Regions from separate parts of the Homo sapiens genome. Here region 1 is linked to region 2. Evidence: read pairs that join two places in POLR2A ChIA-PET (ENCODE). Cell type or tissue: PC-3. All regions are shown on one strand. Each heading gives the region's core, and the rest is flanking DNA. Links, peaks and the distances in the headings are about the cores only.

What was found. Peaks named below come from ENCODE experiments on the same cell type or tissue, not always from the same donor. Only the 100,000 strongest peaks of a DNase experiment are listed, where the experiment ranks them.
Region 1: POLR2A ChIA-PET joins it to region 2 with 14 read pairs; 1 of 35 experiments calls an interaction of 5 or more read pairs at or near these places.

Annotation. Positions count from the first base shown.
Region 1 is chr17:75,365,664-75,370,047 of GRCh38, forward strand. The region is part of intron 2 of GRB2 (growth factor receptor bound protein 2); the gene reads right to left. Among named protein-coding and RNA genes, the nearest start is that of GRB2, 38 kb to the right of the region's middle. In PC-3, for the core only: no CTCF peak of the experiment used is centred there; a DNase peak (open chromatin) is centred at 1,878.
Region 2 is chr17:75,093,604-75,097,987 of GRCh38, forward strand. SLC16A5 (solute carrier family 16 member 5) reads left to right here. Exons shown (of 7, transcript NM_004695.4): 3 at 1-232. The coding sequence starts at 34. Among named protein-coding and RNA genes, the nearest start is that of SLC16A5, 7.8 kb to the left of the region's middle. RefSeq lists enhancers at 1-174, 175-747. In PC-3, for the core only: no CTCF peak of the experiment used is centred there; a DNase peak (open chromatin) is centred at 2,668; H3K27ac peaks cover 1,886 bases.

The DNA.
Region 1 (4,384 bases), core at 225-4,224, 270 kb after region 2:
ACAATGGAACTATGGGGGATAGAAAGAAAATGAGTGAAAGAAAAAAAACCGCCAGTACAATGAGTCATTAAAAGATAAAATAGAAGTGGTTAGAAACAATTAATAACCAGTGGGTGCCCAGGGGTTGCTCAGGAGCACCAAAAAGATGAACAGAATGGCTAGAGGAATGGACTCACACTCAGCATGCCCAACCCAACCCATCAGCTGCCCATGTCTCCCTTCTATTGAAATTGCCCATTTCTACCTGTAGAAATACCATTTTTCACACTATTTCTCCTCTTTCCTCTCTTTCATAGTCGTACCTAATCACATATCAAGTCTTACTCTTCCTTTAAAACACATGTAAACATAACAAGGATGTTTACCTAAGCATTATTTTAATAGCGGGAGGCAGAAAGGAAACACCCTACAATGTCCAGTAGTAGAACAGTTAAATATTTATTTATAGTGCATTCATATAATGAAATACCTTGCAGCCGTTACAAATTTCAGAGCAGAACTTGGAAAAAAAAAATCATGGAGATGCTGAGCTTCAGCCCTGATCAAATCTTATCTGATCTCTATACTACCTTTCAACGTTTCGATTATGTGAGCCAATACACACATAACTCGACTGTGTAGGCTAGTATAACACATTCTGTTAACTGCAAATAACAGTGGCTTAACACAATGGGAAAATGTTTATTTTTCTAAAAGGCAAGTTATATACAGTATGGTCTCTACTTTTAAAATGCCCAGGACAGGAATAGTGGTTCACACCTGTAATCCCAGCACTTTGGGAGGCTGGCACAGGCAATCATTTGAACCCTTGAACACAGGAGTTTGAGATCAGCTTCCAAAAAAAAAAAAAAAACGGCCAGCTGCCGTGGCTCACACTGTAATCTCAGCACTTTGGGAGGCTGAGGCGGGCGGATCACTTGAGCCCAGGAATTCAAAGCCAGCCTGGGCACCTGGGCAACATGGCAAAACCCCATCTCCACAAAAAAACAAACAAAAATTAGCCGGGTGTGGTAGTGCATGCCTGTAGTTTCAGCTACTTGGGAGGCTGACGTGGGAGGATCACCTCTGAGCCCAGGAGGTGGAGGTTGCAGTGAGCCATGATCCCATCACTGCACTCCAGCCTGGGTGTCAGAGTGAGACCCTGGCTCAAAAAACAAGAAAGTAATCCAACAAATTTTTTTTCCCTGAAATAAGCCAATGAAAACGAAAAATACTTCTTAAATCTCTAATAACTAGATCACCAATAAGCTTAAGGTTCCCAGGTAAAATTTCCTGTGATATATACTAACAAAAACTCAAAAAAGAAAAAAAAGGAAAAATACGTGAGGCTTCAGTACATGAGGGTCTTACAATTTAGATGTGGGAATTCTCACTCAAATCTATCATTTATAGGGCCACACTATTCTTACGAGGCACAAATAAAATTAAGGCTTACTATAACCAATTCAGAAAGTCTATGGTAATGGGATCTAGTGTTGTCACAAAGGTTATAATCAGACCCACTGCTCTTTTTTTCCCCCTATTCAGGACAGGGTCTTACTCTGTCACCCAGGCTAAAGTGCTGTAGCGTGATTATGGCTCACTGCAGCCGCGACCTCCCAGACTGAAGCGATCCTCCCACCTCAGCCTCTGGAGTAGTTGAGACTACAGGTGTGCACCACCACACCCAGCTAATTTTTTAAAAAAACTTTTTGTAGAGGTAAGAGTTTTGCTGTGTTGCTCAGGCTGGTCTTGAACTCCTGGGCTCAAGTGATCCTCCCATCTCAGCCTCCCAAAGTGGTGGGATTAGAGGCATGAGCCACTGAGCTGGGCCGTTACCCTCTTTTTAAGGGAGATCATGAGGTAGAAACTGCCTAGAGCAGTAAAGCCTCAGAAGTGACTCATGTTTCTCAAGGTTAAGGCTGCTTCTTGCTGGGAAATATGCATAAAGAAGTTACCTTGTGAGAAATGAGTTCAGCCCTTTATTCTTTACTTGATACAGCAGTGGGCAAAGATTCTAAACTATCCACAGTACTTTTAGTCAAACTTTTTCCTATGGTTTTAGCATTCAGTATCTTCCTTTCTCCAATTAGATAATTCCTAATTTACTCATTTCTGTTAATGACACCAATATTTCCTCGGCCTCAAAGCCCTGGAATCCTCTGGCTAAACAGAATGTCTCATCTAATCATTAAATCCTGTTATTTCTTCTCTTAAAATACTCTTTAGATTTTTTTCGTTGTTTTGGTTTTTTTTTTGAGATGGAGTCTCACTCTGTAACTGAGGCTGGAGTGCAGTGGCACGATGTCGGCTCACTGCAACCCCTGCCTCCCAAGTTCAAGCGATTCTCATGCCTCAGCCTCCCAGGTTCAAACGATTCTCATGCCTCAGCCTCTGGAGCAGCTGGGATTACAGGCACTCGCCACCACGCCTGGCTAATTTTTGTACTTTTTGTAGAGACGGAGTTTTGCCATGTTGGCCAGGCTGGTCTCGAACCCCTGACCTCAAGTGATCCACTCGCCTTGGCCTCCCAAAGTGCTGGGATTAAAGATAAGAGGCACTGTGCTCAGCTGTTTTTTTTTTTTTTTTGAGACAGAGTCTCTCACTCTGTCACCCAGGCTAGAGTGCAGTGATGCGATCTTGGCTCACTGCAAACTCCGCCTCCCATGGTCAAGCGATTATCCTGCCTCAGCCTCCTGAGTAGGTGGGATTACAGGCGCCCCCCACCGTGCTCAGCTAATTTTTGTTTGTGTGAGTGTTCTAAGCAGAGATGGGGTTTCACCAGCTTGGCCAGGCTGATCTCAAACTCTTGACCTCGTGATCCATCCGCCTCAGCCTCCAAAGTGCTGGGATTATAGGCGTGACCCACTGCGTCAGGCGTTTGTTTTTTTTTTTGTTGTTTTTTTTTTTAAAGATAGGATCTTGCTCTGTTACTCAGGCTGGAGTGCAGTGGTGAGATCATAGCTCACTGCAGTCTCAACCTCCCGGCTCAAATGATCCTCCCAGATCCTCCCACCTAAGCCTCCTGAGTAGCAGGGACTACGGGCACATGCAACCATGCCCGGCTCATTTTTTTATTTTTATTTTGTAGAAACGGAGTCTCACTGTGTTGCCCAGGCTGGTCTTGAACTCGGCTCAAATGATTCTCCTGCCTCGGTCTCCCAAAGTGCTGGGATTATAGGTGTGAGCCACTGCACCCAGATAAATATGACTCTTTTCCATTTCCACTAACATACTCCATCAGCTTGCCTGAAACAAAACTGCTTCTCATATACTTGCTGTTTTAAGTGCTTCCATATTTCAGTTAGTTTAATCCTCACAATATCTAATGAGTCAAGGACCATTATTATCCCCATTTTTCCAGTGAGGAAATTGTGACACAAAGAAGTTTAAAAAAAGAACAAAACTTGCCCAACATCATGATCATGGCAAATGGCACAGCCAAAGTTTGAACCCAGATAAGCTGGCTCCAGCCTAGGTCCTCTGTATCTGGCCTCTCCCCTACTTCAATCCACACTACTCAAAGTCATCCTTCTAAAACACAGCTTTGGTATATAAAAAGAACATCTTAGAAATTTAATAATTAATGATTATCCTCATTTTGCATCAACTTACCCCTAGACATTCCTAACCTAGGAGTTCACAATGCGACATATCAAAAGTAACGTATTTAAATGATTTTAAGCTGGAACAGGAGTAGCAGCACAATGTTATAGGAAAATTGAAGGTTTCTTTACACCACAGTCCATGAGCCAAAGATATGAAAATTTAAGAAGGCAAAATATAAGAAGGCATAGTCAACCTTATATTGAGAAAAACTCCCATTTATTCCTTTGCTGCTCTGAGCTCAGCTGTTAGATCAGAATGTGAGACTGAGACAAGGACTCTGGATGGATGGGTATGAGTTGCACTGGTTAAAAACTGTTTCTGGGCCAGGCGCAGTAGCTTACACCTGTAATCCCAGCACTTTGGGAGGCCGAGGCGGGCTGATCACTTGAGGTCAGGGGTTCAAGACCAGTCTGGGCAACATGGTGAAACCGTCTCCACCAAAAAAAAAAAAAAAAAAATTAGCCGGGTGTGGGGGTGCATGCCTGTAGTCCCCAGCTACTCAGGAGGCCGAGACAGGATAATTGCTTGAACCAGAGAGGCAGAGGCTGCAGTGAGCCAAGATCGTGCCACTGCACTCCAGCCTGGGCAACAGAGACTCCGTCTCAAAAAAAAAAAACTGTTTTTGACTATGGCTGATGGTATTTAAGAACTTACTGACTCTGATGCAAATGTACCTACCACTACCAGAAAAACAACTCAAAGCATATATATGTTCCTTTGCTTGAAGGATGGCATTACTTACTCAAAACATGGACCATCACAGTACTAAGAGACAGGGACACTCAATGAATGAATG
Region 2 (4,384 bases), core at 182-4,181:
GCAGTGAGGCCGTGGCAGCGTCGGCAGCAGAGGATGCCCCAGGCCCTGGAGCGTGCAGATGGCAGCTGGGCCTGGGTGGTGCTGCTGGCCACCATGGTGACCCAGGGCCTCACCCTGGGCTTCCCCACGTGTATCGGCATCTTCTTCACTGAATTGCAATGGGAGTTCCAGGCCAGCAACAGCGAGACCTCTTGGTTCCCCTCCATCCTCACGGCTGTGCTCCACATGGCAGGTGAGCGGCCTAGGGAGGGGCCGATGAGAAAGTCCTAGGGGTTGCGGGGAAGCCACAACCTCCCTGGCCTTCTGATTCCCTCTCTCTGAGGCCACAGGCTTTGCCTCCTGGGTGAATTCCTAAGGTTTCACCAGATTTCACCAGGGGCCCCTGGCTGGAATCCAGCTGGACTGGGCTGGAGCCGGGGAGAGAGTGGGGAGGTGCCTGGGTTGCAAAGCCAGGCGGAGCCTTGCGTCCTTTCTGTGGGATCCATTCCGACACAGGCGTAGGTGTGCTGGGGCGCTCAGTGCCAGGCTGGGAAGAGCGCTGGGGCCAGCCCACCAAGACTCTCCTGCTTTCCAGCTGGCTGGTCTCTCTGAACCTCGGTTGCTTCCTCTGCAATCTGAGGGTGATGCCCGGCATCCTGCCCAGCTCCCACATGGAATAGCAGGGAAGACCACTGTCTTCCCTGGAGGTGCTGGGAGCTGGGAAATGTATGCGGCTGTGAATTATTAATATTTTGGAGACCCTCACTAGGGCAGGGAGTGGCTTCAGGATAGGAAAGGGGACGCAAGGAAGACACCAGGAATGGCCGGGCGCGATGGCTTACGCCTGTAATCCCAGCACTTTGGGAGGCCGAGGCGGTCAGATCACCTGAGGTCGGGAGTTTGAGACCAGCCTGACCAACATGGAGAAACCCTGTCTCTACTGAAAATACAAAATTAGCTGGGCGTGGTGGCGGGTGCCTGTAATCCCAGCTACTCAGGAGGCTGAGGCAGGAGAATCTCTTGAACCCAGGAGGCAGAGGTTGCGGTGAGCTGAGATGGTGCCATTGCACTCCAGCCTGGGCAACAAGAGTGAAACTGTCTCAAAAAAAAAAAAAGACACCAGGAACAAGAGGGGGACAAGGCAGGAGCCCCAGCTCTCCCGGGACTCCCTGCAGAGAGGAGGTTGCTAAGTGGGGGTGAGGGAGGAAGGCAGCCCCTGTCTGCCCCTTCTCCTGGCTCTGTCACCATAGGCCTCAGAGGCCCATGTTCCTGGCTGGCTTTTCCAGGAGTGTGACTGCCTCACCCTGACCCCAGCGTTGGGAGCAGGGCAGAGGGAGGGTTCTCTGCAGTCGCCGTGGACACAGGGACCTGCCCTCAGCTCCTGGGAGCTCTCCAGGGAGACTGCAGAGACCCCGGCCTCGGAGGGGCCCGGTGGACAGCAGCCCGAGCTGATGGCCCACAGGCCTCTGCAGGCGTGTGTCTGCTGGCCGCAGCTGCCCATCTCCCCGGCTACCTCCTGGCTACTCCCTCCACTTGCCACCAGCAGCCTGCCTATTATTCCAGGTCCTGCCCTCAAACTGGGAGGGAGGTGAGGCTCGGAGAAAGCGCCACCCTCCTGGGTGAGCTCTGAATCTGCCACATGGCCTCTGGCCTGCAGGGTTGGGGCAGGGAGTGGGAATCCCAGAGGGCTGCTTCTCACACAGGCAGAGCAGGGTTCCTGGGCCAGGGGCTAGGAACCGGGCACCCGGCGGGGAACCTACTCCCCAGCTGACTTGCGGCTCACCACCCCCAGCAGGCATCTCAGCATCTCCATCAGCATGGGATTCCTGGCTGGCCATCTCTCTCATGTACACATACACGTGTATGAGCCCGTGCTCATTCAGAGTACTGTAGACATTTTATTTTATGTTTATTTATTTATTTGCTTATTTTTGAGACAGAGTCTCACTCTGTCACCTGGGCTGGAGTGCAGTGGCATGATCACAGCCTATTGCAGCCTTAACCTCTCAAGCTCAAGCGATCCTGCCACCTCAGCCTCCCGAGTAGCTGGGACCACAGGTGTGCACCACCACACCCAGCTAATTTTTTTTTTTTTTAGATGGAGTCTCGCTCTGTTGCCCAGGCTGGAGTGCAGTGGTGCAATCTCAGCTCGCTGTAACCTCCGCCTTCCAGGTTCAAGCGATTCTCCTGCCTCAGCCTCCTGAGTAGCTGGGACTACAGGTGCGCACCACCATGCCTGGCTAATTTTTTGTATTTTTAGTAGAGACGGGGTTTCACCGTGTTAGCCAGGATGGTCTCGATCTCCTGACCTCATGATCTGCTGGCCTTGGCCTCCCAAAGTGCTGGGATTACAGGTGTGAGCCACCACGCCCAGACCATACCCAGCTAATTTTTTTACTTTTTGTAGAGACGGGGTCTCACTATGTTGCTCAGGCTGGTCTCAAACTCCTGGGCTCAAGTGATCTACCTGCCTGGGCCTCTCAAAATGCTGGGATTACAGACATGAGCCACGGCACCTGACCACAGTATTGTAGAAATTTTTAAACACGATGAATCATGGATACTTTCACTGATCCTTTCAAGTGCCCCTGCCCCTACCTACGCCTTTTAGAGGTAAGGAAAGCAAGCAGGCACAGAACACAAGACCTGCCCAAGGCTGAAGAGTGAGTTCACGGCAGAGGAAACACCCTGTGTCCCGCCCGGCCACACCACCCTCAGCTATGCAGCTCTGGCCTGCAGCCCAGTCCCCACCCCCACCCCTGTGACTAAGGGCTTTCCCCAATGTCAACTTCCCTAAGTCAGGCCAGAGTCTCTGGCGTGAGGAAGCTCTGTGGGTCAGTCCTCTCCAGAGCCACCTCCCCCTCTACAGGGGCAGAGACGCCGGGCCACCAGCCTCTGCTTGATTATGTCTGCGACGGGCTGCTCACTTAGTCTGTCACTTGCTTTTTTCTTTTTTTTTTTTTTCGGAGATGGAGCCTCCCTCTCTCACCCAGGCTGGAGTGTAGTGGCACAGTCTCGGCTCACTGCAACCTCCACCTCCCGGGTTCAAGCGATTCTCCTGCCTCAGCCTCCCTAGTAGCTTGGAATTACAGGCATGCGCCACCACACCTGGCTAATTTTTGTATTTTTAGTAGAGATGGGGTTTTACCATGTTAGCCAGGCTGGTCTCGAACTCCTGACTTCAGGCGATCCACCTGCCTCGGCCTCCCAAAGTGCTGGGATTACAGGCGTGAGCCACCACGCATGGCCACTCCATCACTTTTTTTTTTTTTTTTTTTTTTTGAGATGTAGTTTCACTCTGTCGCCCAGGATGGAGCGCATCGGGTTCTGCCTCCCAGGTTCAAGCGATTCTCCTGCCTCAGCCTCCCAAGTAGCTGGGATTACAGGCACGCACCACCATGCCTGGCTAATTTTTGTATTTTTAGTAGAGATGGGGTTTCACCATGTTGGTCAGGCTGGTCTCGAACTCCTGACCTTAAGTGATCCACCCACCTCGGCCTCCCAAAGTACTGGGATTACAGGCGTGAGCCACCACACCCAGCCTACTCTGTCACTTTTATACTCACACTGGCTCACACCACACATCCCCCCTCCACCGCAGACACACACAAGCATCTCATGCGCACACACTTCCCTGTCCCTTTAGTTGCACTCTCGGAGAGTAAGTTAGAGAAGCTCCACATGTGCTTGGGTGAATGGGGCCCCTGTGAGGTGCCAAGGAGCAGTCTGCAGCTCTTTTCTATTTTTTTGGGGTGTGGATTGGTGAGAAAGCAGCTGGGAGCCAGGCAAGGAACAGGCCCCCCTCCACATTGAGCCAAACCTCTAGGTGCAGACTTTGGTGGTGCTGGAGGTGGTGTGGGAGGGGAGAACCTACCCTGCCTGATTGTCTGCAGAGGCCAGTGCAAGGAGGCGCAGAGGGGCCCAGGGTTCCCCTCAGCTGTAGGGCTGGGAAGGTGGTGGGAGGGTGGGAGGGATCTAGCCAGTCTTCCTGAGGATGTTGGGTGTGGGGATGGGGCAGGTAAAACAGGATCTGAAGGTGCACACTGTAGTCTAGATGTCCTGGAACACTGCCCCGACTCCTCCCACCAACAGACCCCCAGCGAAGTGGGGGAGGTAAACTCATGAACCAATCCTGTTTCACCCGGATAGAATGAGCAGCCTCAGGTCTGTGTAGTTCAGGGTCTTGCTCCACCTTTCAGGGAATCCTCATCAGGGTCAAACATCGCCCATTCTGAATCCTCACTTTGTAGGGGAAAAAATTGAGGCACGGAGAGGGATCAGGCTTTGCTCAGGCCACATGGCCAGTCCATGGCAGGTGGGTATCAGAATCCAGGCCTGCTCGTGCCCTTGAAACCACCTGGCTAGTTCCAGCTGGAACTGCCCTCTCCAGCCACTCTCCTCCTCT